2 separate regions of the Homo sapiens genome follow, and region 2 is linked to region 1. A link is a loop called in an ENCODE intact Hi-C map of the cell type or tissue named here. Cell type or tissue: ascending aorta. All regions are shown on one strand.

The links. A loop is a pair of places that touch in the nucleus more often than their neighbours do. Peaks named below come from ENCODE experiments on the same cell type or tissue, not always from the same donor. Only the 100,000 strongest peaks of a DNase experiment are listed, where the experiment ranks them.
Region 2: a loop joins it to region 1, with 2.8 times the contacts of the local background. A loop is called at or near these places in 12 of 110 quality-filtered maps.

Annotation. Positions count from the first base shown.
Region 1 is chr2:121,750,664-121,758,663 of GRCh38, forward strand. TSN (translin) reads left to right here and starts at 4,988. Exons shown (of 6, transcript NM_004622.3): 1 at 4,988-5,182; 2 at 6,577-6,670. The coding sequence starts at 5,117. RefSeq lists an enhancer at 4,853-5,042. In ascending aorta, no CTCF peak of the experiment used is centred here; a DNase peak (open chromatin) is centred at 4,858; H3K4me3 peaks cover 2,824 bases; H3K27ac peaks cover 662 bases.
Region 2 is chr2:121,397,575-121,405,574 of GRCh38, forward strand. CLASP1 (cytoplasmic linker associated protein 1) reads right to left here. Exons shown (of 41, transcript NM_001395891.1): 27 at 6,797-6,860; 28 at 4,294-4,296; 29 at 3,935-4,098; 30 at 748-826. Among named protein-coding and RNA genes, the nearest start is that of TFCP2L1, 120 kb to the left of the region's middle. In ascending aorta, a CTCF peak has its summit at 4,914 (motif pointing right); a DNase peak (open chromatin) is centred at 4,907; H3K27ac peaks cover 671 bases.

The sequences.
Region 1 (8,000 bases):
GGAGACTGAGGCGGGTGGATCACGAGGTCAAGAGATCGAGACCAGTCTGGTCAATATGGTAAAACCCCGTCTCTACTAAAAATACAAAAATTAGCTGGGCGTGGTGGTGTGCACCTGTAGTCCCAGCTACTTGGGAGGCTGAGGCAGGAGAATTGCTTGAACCCAGGAGGCGGAGGTTGCAGTGAGTAGATATTGTGCCACTACACTCCAGCCTGGTGACAGAGTGAGACTCCGTCTCAAAAAAAAAAAAAAAATCTATAATTATAGTTAGAGACCCCTCTATTGACAATTGATAGAATAAGGCCAGGTGCAGTGGCTCATGCCTGTAATCCCACCACGTTGGGAGGCCAAAGCAAGAGAACTGCTTGAGCCCAGGAGTTCAGGACCAGCCTGAGCAACACAGTGAGATTCTATCTCTACCAAAAATAAAAAAAATTTAGCTAGGCTGGATGACACACACCTATAGTCCCAGCTACTTGGGAGGCTGAGGTGGGAAGATTGCTTGAGCCCAGTAGGTTAAGGCTGCAGTGAGCTGTGGTCATGTCATTGCACTCCAGCCTGGGTGACAGAGCAAGACCATGTCTCTTAAAAAACCAAAACCAAAACAAGGCCAGGCACAGTGGCTCACGCCTATAATTCCAGCACTTTGGGAGGCGTAGGCAGGAGGATCCCTTGAGGCCAGGAGTTCAAGACTAGCCTGAGCAACATGACCAGACCCCATGTCTACGAAAAAATTAAAAAAAAATTATTAAAGCATGGTGGTGCATACCTGTAGTCCCCACTACTCTGGAAGCTGAGGCAGGAGGATCAATTGAGCTCAGGAGTTCAAGGCTGCAGTGAGCTATGATCATACCACTGTACTTCAGCCTGGGTGATAAAGTAAGACCCTACCTCTAAAAACTAACAAACAAACAAACAATAATAACAACAACAACAACACCCTACAGCTAACATCATAGTTAAGGGTGAGAAACTGGACACTTTGGCTCTAAGGTTGGGAAGAAGGCAAGGATGTCCTTTTTCCATTCCTATCCAATATCTTACTGGAAGTCCTATATAATGCATTAGGACAGGAAAAGGAAATAGGAAGTATATAGATTGGGATGAAGAAATAAAACTATTTGTTCACAGATGAAATGACTGATTCTGTAGAAAATCCCTTAAGAAATTAATAGAACAACTAGACAAATCAGCAGGGCATAGAAGAACTCAACAGCTAAAAGGGCCGAATTGCCACTCCACCCAACAACAGATCCTTTCAATTGCCTGTGGAATATATACTAAGAGAGACCATATTCCGGACTATTTAAACAAAATCTTAACACATTTACGAGAATTGAATCATAGCTCGTTCTCTGACTATATAGATTCAAACTAGCAATCAATAACACAATAACAGAAAAATCTCTAAACACTTGAAAATTAAACCATATACTTCTAGATAATCAATTAGGAAGTCACAAGAGAAATTTAAAAAATACATTGAACTAAATAAAAATGAAACTACAACATACCAAAAATTTGTGGTACACAGCTAAGAGCAGTGCCCAGAGGGAAAGTTAACAGCACTAAAATGCATCCATTAGAAAAGTGGGAAAATCTTAATAATCTAAGCTCCATCTCAAGAACCTAGAAGAGTAAAATAAAACCAAAACGAGCAGAAAGAAGAAAATAATAAAGAGCAGACGGCCGGGTGCGGTGGCTCACACCTGTAATCCCAGCACGTTGGGAGGCCGAGGCGGGCAGATCACGAGGTCAGGAGATCGAGACCATCCTGGCTAACAAGGTGAAACCCTGTCTCTACTAAAAATACAAAAAATTAGTTGGGTGCAGTGGCGAGCGCCTGTAGTCCCAGCTACTCAGGAGGCTGAGGCAGGAGAATGGCGTGAACCCGGGAGGCAGAGCTTGCAGTGAGCCGAGATTGCGCCACTGCACTCCAGCCTGGGCGACAGAGCGAGACTCTGTCTCAAAAAAAAAAGAAAATAATAAAGAGTAGAAATTGATGGAATTGAAACAGAATCGGGCATGGTGGCTTATGCCTGTAATCCCAGCACTTTGGGAGGCTGAGGTGGGTGGGTCACCTGAGGTCAGGAGTTCAAGGCCGGCCCGGGCAACATGGTGAAACCCCATCTCTACTAAAAATACAAAAATCAGCTGGGTGCAGCGGAGCGCGCCTGTAATCCCAGTTACTCGGGAGGCTGAGGCAGGAGAATCATATGAACCCAGGAGGCGGAGGTTGCAGTGAGCCGAGATCACGTCACTGCACTCCACCCCAAGTGACAGAGACTCCATCTCAAAAAAAAAAAAAAATTAAACAGAGAACTAGTTATTTTAAGAGATCAATAAAGTGGATAAACCTCCAGCAAGATTGACAAAGAGAAACAGAGAAAATGGATAAATTCTTTCTATCAGGAATGAAATACAGGGTGGCACTAGAGAGCCTGAAGATGACAAAAGAATATAAGGAAATACTATAAACAACTCTATTCAAATAAATGACTTAGACTAAATGAACCAATTCCTTTAAAAAAACACAGCTACCATAGCTCACCCAATATTAAATAGATACTTTGTAGCCTGGGCAACATAGCCAGACCCCATCTCTACCAAAAAAGACAAAAATTAGCCAGGTGTGGTGGCATGTGCCTATAGTCCCAGCTACTGGGTAGGCTGAGGCAGAAGAATCACCTGCTGACAGAGCGAGACCCCATCTCTTAAAGAAAAAGATACTTTGAGTAGCACTATGACTATTAGGAAATTGAATTTGCAATAAAAATTCCCCAAAAGAGATCTCCAAAGAAGGTTTCGTTGGAGAAGGTTTCAGCAGAGAATTCTACAACTACTTAAAGAACAAACAGCAATCTGCATAAGCTCTTCCAGATAATAGACCAGAAGGGAACACTTTCCAGTTCTTTATGAAGCTAGTATTGGGAAGGAAAAGCTTTCTCTTTATTATATTTTGTTCAGTTTATGGGGGCCTCCAAAAAATTATTTATTTGAGGCAGGGTCTCACTCTGTCACCCAGGCTTGAGTGCAGTGGCACAATCATGGCTCACTGCAGCCGTGGCATCCTGAGCTCAAGTGATCCTCCCACCTCAGCCTCTGAAGTAGCTGGGACCACAGGCATGCGCTACCATGTTCAGCCAATTTTCAAAACATTTTTTGTAGAGATGGCGGTCTCACTATGTTGCCCAGGCTGGTCTCGAACTCTTGGGCTCAAGTGATCCTCCTCGTTAGCCTCTTAAAGTGGTGGGATTACAGGTGTGAGCCACCATGCCCAGCCAGGGCCTGCAAATTAAACTGACAAAAGACAGATTAACGGAACAGAAAATCAGCATGGGCATATAAGAACTCAACAACACCATCGACTAATAGGGTCTAATTAAACTTTTTATAGGACACTCCCAAAAAAGGCTTATTTGCATGGATGCTGGAGCTAGCAAAATAAGTAGCTAGCCTACTAAATGGTTAGAGGTTTATGTCTGGGCGCAGTGGTTGATACCTGTAATCCCAGCATTTTGAAAGGCTGAGGCAGGAGGATTTCTTGAGCCCAGGAGTTCAAGACCCGACTGGGCAACGTAATGAGACCAAAAAATGAAACAGAACAAAACAACAATAACGAAAACCACACAAGAAAAGAAAGAAACAAAAAACCAGTTAGTGGCTTGTGTGCCTAACTCTAGGTAAAACGGAGAGGTGACGAAAGTTTGTATGAGAACAAATAGGATTCTTTAGGACAGACGAATGGGTTTTGGGAGAACAAACACGAGATAAGAAAGGGTTTTTTATTTTTTTTGAGACGGAGTCTGTTGCCCAGGCTATAGTGCAGTGGTGTGATCTCGGCTAACTGCAACCTGTGCCTCCCGGGTTCAAGCGATTCTTCTGCCTCAGTCTCCCGAGTTGCCGGGATTACAGGCGCGCGCCACCACGCCCGGCTAGTTTTTGTATCTTTAGTAGAGACGGAGTTTCACCATGTTGGTCAGGCTGGTCTCGAACTCCTGACTTTGTGATCTGCCCGCCTTGGCCTCCCAAAGTGTTGGGATTACAGGTGTGAGCCACTGCGCCCGGCCGATAGTTTTTTAAAAATGTAGGTGCTAGTGGTCTTACTGTCTTCTTCATGGACATGAAATTATTCTCATATAATGAGAATTAAATATGATCCTTCATGTAAAGAGTTTAGAATAATGTCAGAAACAAAGCAAGCAATAAATTATCATTTAGTTGATAAGAATCATTCCAATTCATCTGGCGAGTGCAACACACACACACACTGTATTTGTGTATGGAATAACTGTTCAAGAACACACACACAGTATGTGTGTATGAAATAACTCTTCAAGAACAAAGGGGAAACCGTTATAGGGCATGAAAGGGGAAACCGTTATAGGGCATGGAAGGGGAATTAGGACAAGGTGTGAGTGGAAAGAGAAACATCCCACCGCACACGCTTAAAAAAGCCGTTTAATTTAAAAATAGGTAATACAGCCATACAGAGAAGACATTAAAAGATCTACACAGAAAATTTTCGCTCCCAATCCATTCCCTACTCACAGTCCTACATACGTTACTTTTATTTTCCTTTTTTTTGGAAATGCACTGGCCCCCTACTCTCTCACGAAGGCTGAACTCTCTCTACATTCTTCTGCACCTGTTTTTTGTGCATACTCTTTCGTTGTCAAATATTTCCCTCCAACTGTTGTTGTGTATGAAATAAATACACACATATAAGCTAACCAGCCCCACTTGCCCGCACCACCTACACGCCCGTCCCCGCCCTCCCTCAGGCCCACGTGCTCCGAGGGCCGCCTTCGCAGGTTGTTTCTGGCGATGCCTGTCTGAAGGCCTCAGACTGAGGCCCCGCCCACTCTCCCTCTCCTCTGCCCTTTGGACGCGCGCCTCGGTTCCGAACGCAGCGGACGGCGCCTCAGGCAGCGCGGCGGACAGCCCGTCCTCCGGCGCGCCGCGAGCCTCGGAGGACCCTAGCGACGGTCGTGGCGTAAGACCGGGGGGACGCGGCGGTAGCGGCGGCCGTTGCGATTGATTGCGCTGGTTGCCTGCGGCGTCCACTTCCTTGGCCGCCCTTGCTACACTGGCTGATTGTTGTGCAGCCGGCGCCATGTCTGTGAGCGAGATCTTCGTGGAGCTGCAGGGCTTTTTGGCTGCCGAGCAGGACATCCGAGAGGCGAGCCCCCTCCCTTCCCCATTCCCTTTGCCTTTCCATGCCTAGTTGGGCCACTTCGCCCGGCCCTCCTCTGTCGCTCAGTCTCGGGCGGTGGGGACGCCTCCGAGGGTGGGTTGCTTCCCCTCTAGCTTTAGGTTAGGCACTCCCCGCCCCCGCCCAAAATTTTGCTGCTCTGTCCTGATTCCCCGTGTTCGAGTCTCAGCTTCTCAGCATCACTTGCCTCGTTTGTGTCAGTTTTCCTTCTTTTCAGCACTTGTTTATATCGAAGGCTCGATTAGCACCTGGTCTTCAGCGAATGAGCGTTTCGTGTATTTTTGTTGGTGTCTTAAAAGCACATGTGATCTGCTTAAAACTCTCCTGTGATTTCCTATGCCACACAGGATAAAAAATCAGACTCTACTGTGGCTCACATGGTTTCTCTTCAATCTCGTTTATGCTCTCTGTCTTTGTGTATGATGTTCACTTTACCTCTTCTAGTGCCCCAAATAGCTTCCTGCCTGTTTGCTTTTCCTGGAATTTGCTTCTTTCCCGTTCTTTTCCTGATTGTCTCGTATTTATCTCATTGGCGTCACAGTCTAAGCGATCTATTTCCTGTTATGTTTTCTAGTAGCACATTAACTTTTTTTAATGTGTGTAATATTGATTATTTTAAAAAAATCTTCTCCCTCATTGTATGTTAAACCGCCAGAGGGAAGGGATTGTGTGCTTGGTTCCCCGGTATTTACACAGTGCCTCGCACATAAGTATGCTCAGTGAATATTTTAAAAATGAATTAGAGGCGGGGAGCGGCGCCTCATGCCTGTAATTCCAGCATTTTGGGAGGCCGAGGCGGCCAGATCACCTGAGGTAAGGAGTTTGAGACCAGCCTGGCCAACATGGGGAAACCCTGTCTCTACTAAAAATATAAAAGAACATTAACTGGGCATGGTTGCGCACACCTGTAATCCCAGCTACTCGGGAGGCTGAAGCAGGAGAATGGCGTGAACCCGGGAGGCGGAGGTTGCGGTGAGCTGAGATCGCGCCACTGCACTCCAGCCTGGGTGACAGAGCGAGACTCCGTCTCAAAAAAAAAAAAAAAAAGAAAAAAGAATTAGAAATACCCGACTCTTGTGTTGCATTTAACTCTTCATTTTGCAAGTTGCGTTCACACACGTCATCCATTATAATGTCCCAATTGAATACTTGGGTTTAATGGGTGGCTATTATTCTTTAAAGGGTATCTGAGGAATCTAAGGCTTTTTAGTGACTTTTTGAAGTCTTACAGAGGAAATAAGTGGAAAAGTCAGGATTCAAACTTGGTTATGATAGATCACATAAGCTATCTAATGTGTTTTGTGTGAGTGTATGACAATGATTCTGTTGAGTATCTGATTTTTATTTTTAATTCTCTCTAGGAAATCAGAAAAGTTGTACAGAGTTTAGAACAAACAGCTCGAGAGATTTTAACTCTACTGCAAGGGGTCCATCAGGGTGCTGGGTTTCAGGACAGTAAGTTCTTTGTTTTGTATCCAATTATCAGTCTCTTATTTAGAGGGAGAGTTTCTATCCAGAAGACATTTTATAATGAAAAATGGCTATCATGCTTTATGGTGAGTAAAAATTGAAGAAGTAGGTGATTTGATAATTTTGGTTGATTTTTCTTCCACTTCCACACAGTATGGTTTAAACAGAGATGTTTTCTATTGCGAGGGCATTCTACTGATGATAATTACAATTGCTTAACCCATTTCCTGTTTAGAAAAAAAAAGTGCAGCTCTCTGCCAGCACAGTATTCTCAGGGTAAGCGGGAAAAGGGTTTATTATTATTTTTTTAATTTTTTTTTTTTCTGAGACGGAGTTTCACTCTTGTTGCCCAGGCTGGAGTGCAGTGGTGCCATCTCAGCTCACTGCAACCTCCGCCTCCTGGGTTCAAGCAATTCTCCTGCCTCAGCCTCCTGAGTAGCTGGTGTTACAGGTGCCCGCCATCACGCCCAGCTACTTTTTTTTTTTTTGGTATTTTTATTAGAGATGGGGTTTCACTTTGTTGGCCAGGCTGGTCTTGCACTCCTGACCTCAGATGATCCGCCTGGCTGGGCCTCTCAAAGTGCTGGGATTACAGGCGTGAGCCACTGCACCTGGCCCAAGGGTTTGTAACTCTTTTGTGTTATCTAGTGACTTTTATTTGGCCCTTTGTGTGTGTGTGTGTGTATGTGTGTATGTGTGTATATGCACCTGTGTGTATTTGAATCCAGCCTTTCAGTGATTGAATACCTTTTAATATGAGATTAACAGTATAAAATGTTCTCAAATTAATGTGTTTATAATCAGCCTCTTGAATGAAAATAAAATATGTCAAGTTTAGACATGGAACCTTCATTGTAAGGTATTGCCAGCACAGCTAAAGGAGCTGAAGTATATTTTCAGATACAAGAATGATATAATAATGCATTTACACGTGCCAGAGGCAAGTGATTTTTCTTAATGATACGGAGTTGGTCATCCTGATTGTGAATACTTGGTAAAGGCTTTTTTCTGCCAAATATGGGAGGAAGAAGCAATCCAATTTTAGGCATCCTCTGAGGAGTGAACAGGAATAGCAGCTGGTGTGCATCTCCTTAAGGATGACGTTATTTATGACAACCAAACCAATTACCAGTGTGTCTCCTAATATATTCCCTTTTAGCAAGTTGTTTATTTTTCAGTATAGCTAATTAGTAGGGAAACTGGGGATGATATTTTGAAAGCCAGGTTGAAAAGCACAGATGTGTACGTTAGTTGTGAGGTTTTTTTGTTGATTAATTTCCAGATAGATTACTTAGATTATTAAGCAAGAACTGTA
Region 2 (8,000 bases), 350 kb before region 1:
GCCCTTGAGAGGGGCCCGTGGGATTTCCAGCTCTGCCACTGACTGCAGGGCATGTTCAGCTCTAGTTTTGTCACACGTTCTAGGCCATGTTCTGTAAGGCAGCATTTTCAGTAATCAAGCTGATGCTCTGTCCTAACTTCACCATCAACTTCTCAACTAGCTTTGACTTCAGGAGGAAAAGGTAATTATTTGTTAGACTCATCCTAAAACCTCCAAAAAGTTAATGATCAAAGAACAGATGATGAACGTGACCTAATTCAAATTAACATACATCCTCCCTCAAACTTGGTCTTGTTATTACAGGTATGATTTTCCACAACATGTAACGATTAACTTTCACAGCTTAGAATGTTAATATTAAACATTCCAATAAGATACCTATCTCTACACACAAGAATGTCTTAATTTTCTAGTTTAAATATTAATTGTGAAAAAGACTAGTACTGTCCAAATGCTGGTGAGGATGCAGCAAAACTAGAGCTCTCATAAACTACTGGTAGGAATACAATATGGTATAACCATTTTAGTGGTTTCTAAAAAAGCTAAACATGTACTTACCCAATGAACCAGCAAATACACTACTAGGTACTGAACCAAGAGAAACAGGAACATGTCCACAAAGAATCAAACAAGAATGCTCACAGCAGATTTATTCACAATAGCTAAACATGGGTCATACATAAACAAAAGTAAATTTAAACAAATGTGAGTTCCAGGGTTGAATTGTAATGACAAATAATTACTGACCTTGAGGTTTGGAGTTTGAGTTTGATCCACAATAAATCTCATCAAAATGTTAAATTGTTGATCAAATGGAAAGGAGTCCCTAGGTTGGTGGGAAAAAAGTGCTTATTTTTAAAGAAATTTATTACAAAACAATGTAAAACTATTTAACAAAAGCATACCATTGTAAGTTAATGTATGTAAAACCCTGTTCACATTTTTAATAAATAGTGCTTTTCGTTTTATGTAGAGTAATACATGTTATACAGAAAATATGGAAAAAGGAAGATCTTTTTGCAAGTCCCCAAACACAAATTGAACTTACTTTGAGTGGCTATTTAAAAAATTAAGACTAAGCAATAAACTAAGGAGAAATTTCTACCTGCCTTTCTAGGGATTCGCTCATTTTCCCTCCAGCTACCTTTCTGGATATTGCTTAAACATAAAAATCACTTCTGATACCCAAATCTCATTTTTACATCCTGACCGGGCTGCTTACAGCTGACCCTGCTTAAACTAACCGTATCATCCTCCTTGGTCCTGGTCACTGCTTAGGGTCCCTGCACACCACAGAAGAATGCCTGTGAGATGGCGACAAAACATTTCCCATCCAGCTACAAATCACACACAGAAGCCTGGGGTCCCAGAAGCCCCTTCTCTCTCTTGGCCAGAGAGTCAGTGCTCTTTCTGTTAAAATGCTGTAATTACTAGTATTAGTTTAAAATTGCACAATGGGGCCCACGTGGAAAATGGTGATGTAACTTCCATATTAACAGGAAAGATAAATGCAAGGCAAATATCTACACTGCTTTCTTTGGACTCTCTTAGAGATTTTTCCCAATCTACGTAAATGTAGTAAAATAAAGAAGTAGGTTTGACTCTGTAAAATGAAGCAAATAGAACTGGTTTGAAAAGTCAATAAAATCATACAATAAAAATAAAAAGCACATGGCACATATCAGGTACCAGTGTTATCCTACATATAATTACTAATAAAAAGTAAACTTGATCCAATAATACCCTGGAATCTTTGAAGATCTCTTCGGGAAGGAAAGCATACTTTAATATACCTAATTTAAGTGACTATGTCAACAAACCACCCACAAAATGTCTCTCCCTTCTTCTGGCAGCATGGGGTGGATGGAGAATACATTTCAGTAATGGGTGTGTATAATCGGGAAATACGCCATTGTTAGGCACAGGTAAAGGAAAGGAAATTGAGGCAGATTAGCACTCAAGTCTATAAACTGAGAAGCAATTCTCAGCCATCACTAAAACCTCCTATTAGCAGTCGCTGACTATTCTAGATCAGCTTAAACAGCTGTGCATCTCAACTGCTGAGAAAAAGAAGGGAATATTAAAAACGCTTTAGGCACTCAGACCAAATCTACTGAGATTAGGACTCTTAAAGGGGCATCCAGGAAAACTAACAGGAGGTCACAATTGTATTCCTTAATCACCAAAGTTTAGGAACACAATCTTAATACTCCTACCATTCCTAAATATATGAAATAGATCTGGTCATTGGTAAATTCACCTAAATTAAGCGACCTACAGGCCAAGTCTGGCTCACATGTGTTTTATTTGGCCTTCACAGTATCTTAAAAAATTCTCAAATATGTTGCCCAAATCCACATTTCTGACCTTTCTTGAAAAGTCTGGTACTACTGAGCCCATGTCCCAATGTGGCCACAACCGGCCCCAGTCTATCAACAGCCATCCTATCTACTCCACTCAATTATACCAGCTTATCAGCCTAGCCCCTCAGTCAATCTTGGCTAAACCTTTATAATCCACTGGTATAATGGTGTACTGTAATGCTCCCTAACTCCACTAAGTTTAGCCATGCAAAGGAATGACGAAGTTTGAAAGCTTTATTGCAAATTTAGTACATTACTTTGATTCTTATTTATTTATTTATTTAATATTCTTTTTTTATGGCCTCACCGACAGATGCAAGTACATTACTTTGAGTTCATTAAAAACCAGAAGGGTAATCGCTCTGGATAACAGAATTCTAGAGCAATGCAATTACACAGACTGACAGGGTCAAGGGCCAAAAGAAAACAGCTGGCATCATGGTGTAGAGGAACAGACGCATACTTTGAAGTCAGAGTCATGTAAAAGCTGCACGCATAGGGAGATGCCGGCAGGGCAGGATGTGCTACTGTGCTAGTCAAGGGAGCCAGAGAGGGAAGAGAAGGTTCCAGTGCTATCCATACCACCCCCCTGCCCCCACAGGAGGTGAGGACACACACCCACAAGATAGCCTGCAACAATAAAAACAGACAACAGTGCAATCTTCAGAAATCCTGGATTTGCGTTCCCAAACAGCCACTAACACAAAGTCAAGGCAAACTGTCTGTTTCTCACTGATAAAATGAGCATCATCTTTAAGGTCCTTCCATCTTGAAATTCTATGATAACTAGAATTATTCCAGTTTGTAGTAACTTATAAAAGTCATTGCCCTGATAATTTTCTGAGTGACTTGGAAGTTATTCCTTTGTTCTTTAAAAAAGTTCACCAATTTGACATTCCCCCCATCCATCTTCCACCAAATCACAACCAAGACATTATTGCAAAGTGTCTTCTGAGATGTTTCAACTTTCATACTTGCATATTGAGGACCCACAACTGCATAGACAATAGAGAAGCGGTTTCTGAACAGCAGCAGCATGTACTTTTTCTAACTTTTCTGGGCTTCAGCAGCTTTTCTTTTCTCATAACAGCCAGAAGGGTCACAACTACTGCAAATGTGCTATTAATCTCTAGCCAGTGTACTATTAATTTAGAGAATTTTCCTGGACCAATGGAAACTCTACATCATACACCGATAGAAAAATTTCTAGTAAGACTTGTAAGTTGAAGTAATAAAAATACTAAGGTCTTCAGAGAAATGTAAACAAATATTCTAAATGTTCCCTTTAAATGTTTTTTAATGAGAAGAGAATCAATTTCCAAAGTTTTACATTTGTTTATTATATATGTCTTAAATACTCACAAAAGTAATATCAACACAAGGAAGATATGGTATTTCATTTCATGGACTGGTGGGACATGTCAACAAGTATGTCAACAACAGAAAGTGAGAACTGAGTAAAAGAGATATTCAAGGGGGTGACAAAGGCCATGGGTAACAAAAGAGAATGGCAAAAAGTCACTTACAAGTATCCTGTAACATCAAAATGGACCTAACCCTTAAACACTTACCTTGTGACATCTAGAGCCTTTTGAACTTTTGCTTGCACAGATCCAAGTAAATCTGCTCCCATTTTCTTAAGTAATTGTGTGAGAAGAACAAAAAGCCAGTCTTGTAAATCATCCTTATGAATTATTATAAAATCCACAAGAGTCTCCAAAAACATACTGAAAACCTAGACACAAATGAAAACCAAGTAGTTCACATATTGAATTCACGATCTCCTCCAAAGTCTACAAAACATTAAAAATGCCCATACGTGCTTTGCCCAGACTCTTGTAACTTAGGTTAACACTGTTAACAACTGTTCATAGTACAGAAGGAAAATGTAGTGCAGAAAACAGATAAAGGAAAAAGAAATGGAACTTACTCTCTGTTGTGAATTCCACCGCAAACGAGGCCATGCAACAAAACAAATTCCATGTTAGTTGGCAGTGAATTAATACCATTTTCATGCGTTTTTTTAAGAAAACCTGAAAAGGCTACAAACCAATGAAATATTCTCTCCTCCATCAATGTAAGTCTTTAAAAAGCAGTACAGAGAGAAATTAACTTTTCTGTGTTTAATCCTGAAGGCTTTTCTTTCTTAAACAACAACAAATCCTCTTGCCCTAATTCTATAGTATTCTTATTCACTATCTAGCAGTCAACAAATACTATTATAAAATGAGCCAATAAAAACACCTACTCACTATTGTGTAGCTATTGCTTTTCACGTCAGACATTTTGATGTATACCAATTTCAGATATCATAAAGTAATAGATTACGGCTTAGAATAAAATATATAAAAATATTAACATAATCATCATGCTGTTGTGTAATGATTTTTGCTAAGGCAAAATAGAGTGCACAGTGGAATATCTCTGAACCAATTTCAGAGAGAAAAGTAGCACTGAGTATCCCTACCTTGTTAATGAAACTTGTTCTACTTGGACAAACCACAAACCCTATACCGCCTCATTTCTAGCACAGCAACTATTCACCACCAGGGGTCTCCTGTGAGACAGCTCAGGAAAAAGTCATTCAGCTGTGGGATTCCTGGCTTCACTTACAGGCAGCTAACAAATACTAACTAAACTGAGACCTCCAAACTCACTGTACAAGAGACTTCTGATGGAAACAAATTTCCTTCTTTATCCTCACATTCTGCTTCTGAATCAGCAATCTAGGGGTGACAGGTAACAGAAATTTATCAGTGTTCTAAACCATCTAATAGTGTTCACGTTATAAATCTTAAGAATCTAATTATGCTTATGAGTTAAATCTTACTGCTTTTACCACTACCTTAGAGAAAAATCTTGATAAATTTTATCTTTGGATATCTATGTGGCCTTTAAGCTCAGTCTTTCCTGAATTTTTATTGAGACAGAGTCTCACTCTGTTGTTCAGGCAGGAGTGCAGTGGTGCGATCTCAGCTCACTGTAACCTCCACCTCCCAGGTTCAAGTGATTGCCTCCCAAGTAACTGCGATTACAGGTGCCCGCCACCATGCCCAGCTAATTTTTATATTTTTAGTAGAGACAGGGTTTTGCCATGTTGGCCAGGCTGGTCTCGAACTCTTGACCTCAGGTGATCTGCCCACCTCAGCCTCCCAAAGTGCTGGGATTACAGGTGTAAGCCACTGTGCCCAGTGGATTTTTATTAATATTGTTAATGTTGACTTTGCTGTGAGGGTCACAGCAGAAAGTTTAAAGACATGCTTCAAGAATGACACTGAGTGAGGAGAGCTGTTGTGGGGGGAGGGGAGGAGAACCCTTGCATTCATCCCCTTTACTCTCATGAGCACCTCAAAAGGCTGGGACCATATCTTCTTTTCTATATCCCTGCCCCAGAGCAGGTACTCAGTAAATGTTAAATGACTGGGTGAATGAATGGGTGGATGGATGTTTGATATTTCAAGGACAATTCCTACGAGGAAGCAAGGATAGGAAAAGAAAGAAGATGATGATGACTAACTGGCTGGGCTCTCTGGCCATCACAGGTTTCTTTCTTCCAGCAAGACTTGGAGGAGCCCATCTTTACTAGGAAAACTGTAGTTGATCCTGCATGTCAGCATTAAAGATTTGCTTCTGCTCATTTAAGGTTCTATCCATTTCCACACCTTACCTTCTTCCTCTAAAAGCATCTAATAGTCTCTAAGGGCCTTCTCCCTAACAATAGTATTTAAAATCTAGACTCCAAGTAAACTTCTGTAAAGATACCCTGTCTCACGTCTTTTCCACCACCCCTGGAAAGTGTTCTGTCCCATACTCATGGGCATTTCCCCCTCAGCTGGGACTCTCTCATCAAAAAAAGCATTCCTTGGGCTTAGTGTTCCCTATGGCCCTCAGGAGGTGTGGGCACCAGCTAAGTGATCCCCGTTCAGCAAATTCTTGGTAACAGCAAAATCCTATTTTATGAAATAACCTGGTTTATCAATAAATCCATTACATATTCTCATTTTTTCTATCTTGTCCTATACGGACATATTCTACACGGGATACAAAAATAATTATATACTTATTTTCTTCACTACTATAACATTAAAAAATGCATGATATTATAATATAATCTTATACCCTAGCACCTACCTCACTGTTTGGCTAAGAGGAGACATACAAAAATATTTGCTGAATATAAGAAAGACCATCTGATTCTCTCCCTGATAACATTTACTTGAAACACACTTATTTAACTTGAAATTTTATGCACATTTAAGTTTCCAAGAATTCTGTTTTTAAAAGATGTAACATACACTAGTGCTGAAACCGGTGTGACTCTGTAAGGTCGGAACTGCACTATCGGGAATTCTCTCTCATTCTTGGGTAGTATATCACACAGAGCACACAGACATGCAGGGGTAAAGACAGGGCAGGCATGACTTCAGACTTACCTTGCTATGAGGGTCAGCAAACATCCGAGTGAAGATCTCACACAACCTTTTCAGTTCAACTCGACTAGAAGAAATAAAACAGAAATCAATGAATTTACTACTTTTATTATTTTTGAGACAGGGTCTCACTCTATTACCCAGGCTAGAGTGCAGTGGTGCGATCATAGCTCACTACAGCCTTGATCTCCCAAGCTCAAGTGATCCTCCCACCTCAGCCTCCCGAGTAGCTGGGAGGTGCACACTACCACACCTGGGTAATTTTTTTGATCAGTCAACTACATAAGCTTTACATAATTCGTATCTACATAACAATGTTTTTTCACAAACTCTTATTTAATTTATAGCTAAATCAAATAGGAATATAAAACCAGAGATTTGCTCTCATTTTAAGATGAGGAAACTAAGACTGAGTGATTTACTCAAGCTAACACATCTGGAAGTGACAAAGCCATGCACCAAATCTTTTTCATTTTATCCCAGCTGTGTTTTCCACATGCTACAACTGAAAGGCAATGGAATAAAGTTTAAAAAGCATGTCTATCCTGCATTTTAATGAGAGGTACAAAACAAAAAAGGGAAAAAACAAAACAGCATGTGTTTCAGGGTCAGACAGATCTGGATTTTAATCTCAGTTCTGCTGTAAATAAGGTACTCTGGGCCAGGGGCAGTGGCTCACACCTGTAATCCCAGCACTTTGGGAGGCCAAGGCAGGTGGATCACCTTAGGTCAGGAATTCAAGACCAGCCTGGCCAATGTGGTGAAACCCTGTCCCTACTAAAAATAAAAAAATTAGCCAGGCATGGTGGTGGGTGCCTGTAATCCCAGTTACTCAGGAGGCTGAGGCAGGAGAATTGTTTGAACCCAGGAGGCAGAGGTTGCAGTGAGCCAAGATCACACTATTGCACTTCAGCCTGGGCAACAAGAGCGAAACTCAGTCTCAAAAATAAATAAATAAAATAAATAAGTACTCTGCTATCTTTAAGCCTGTGATTTCCTTATTGGTCAAACAGGATAAGGACCATGTCACGTGGCTGCTGAGAGGATTAAAAGATAAAACATTGTACCTTCTACCGTACCTAGGACAAAGCAAACACTCATTTCACATTGGTGCCCTTTGCCTTTTCTGATCCTTGACTACTACCAAGTCCCATGTTTAAAGTTTGATAGAAGTGTCCTCTCTTCCACAAATCATCCCTGATTAATG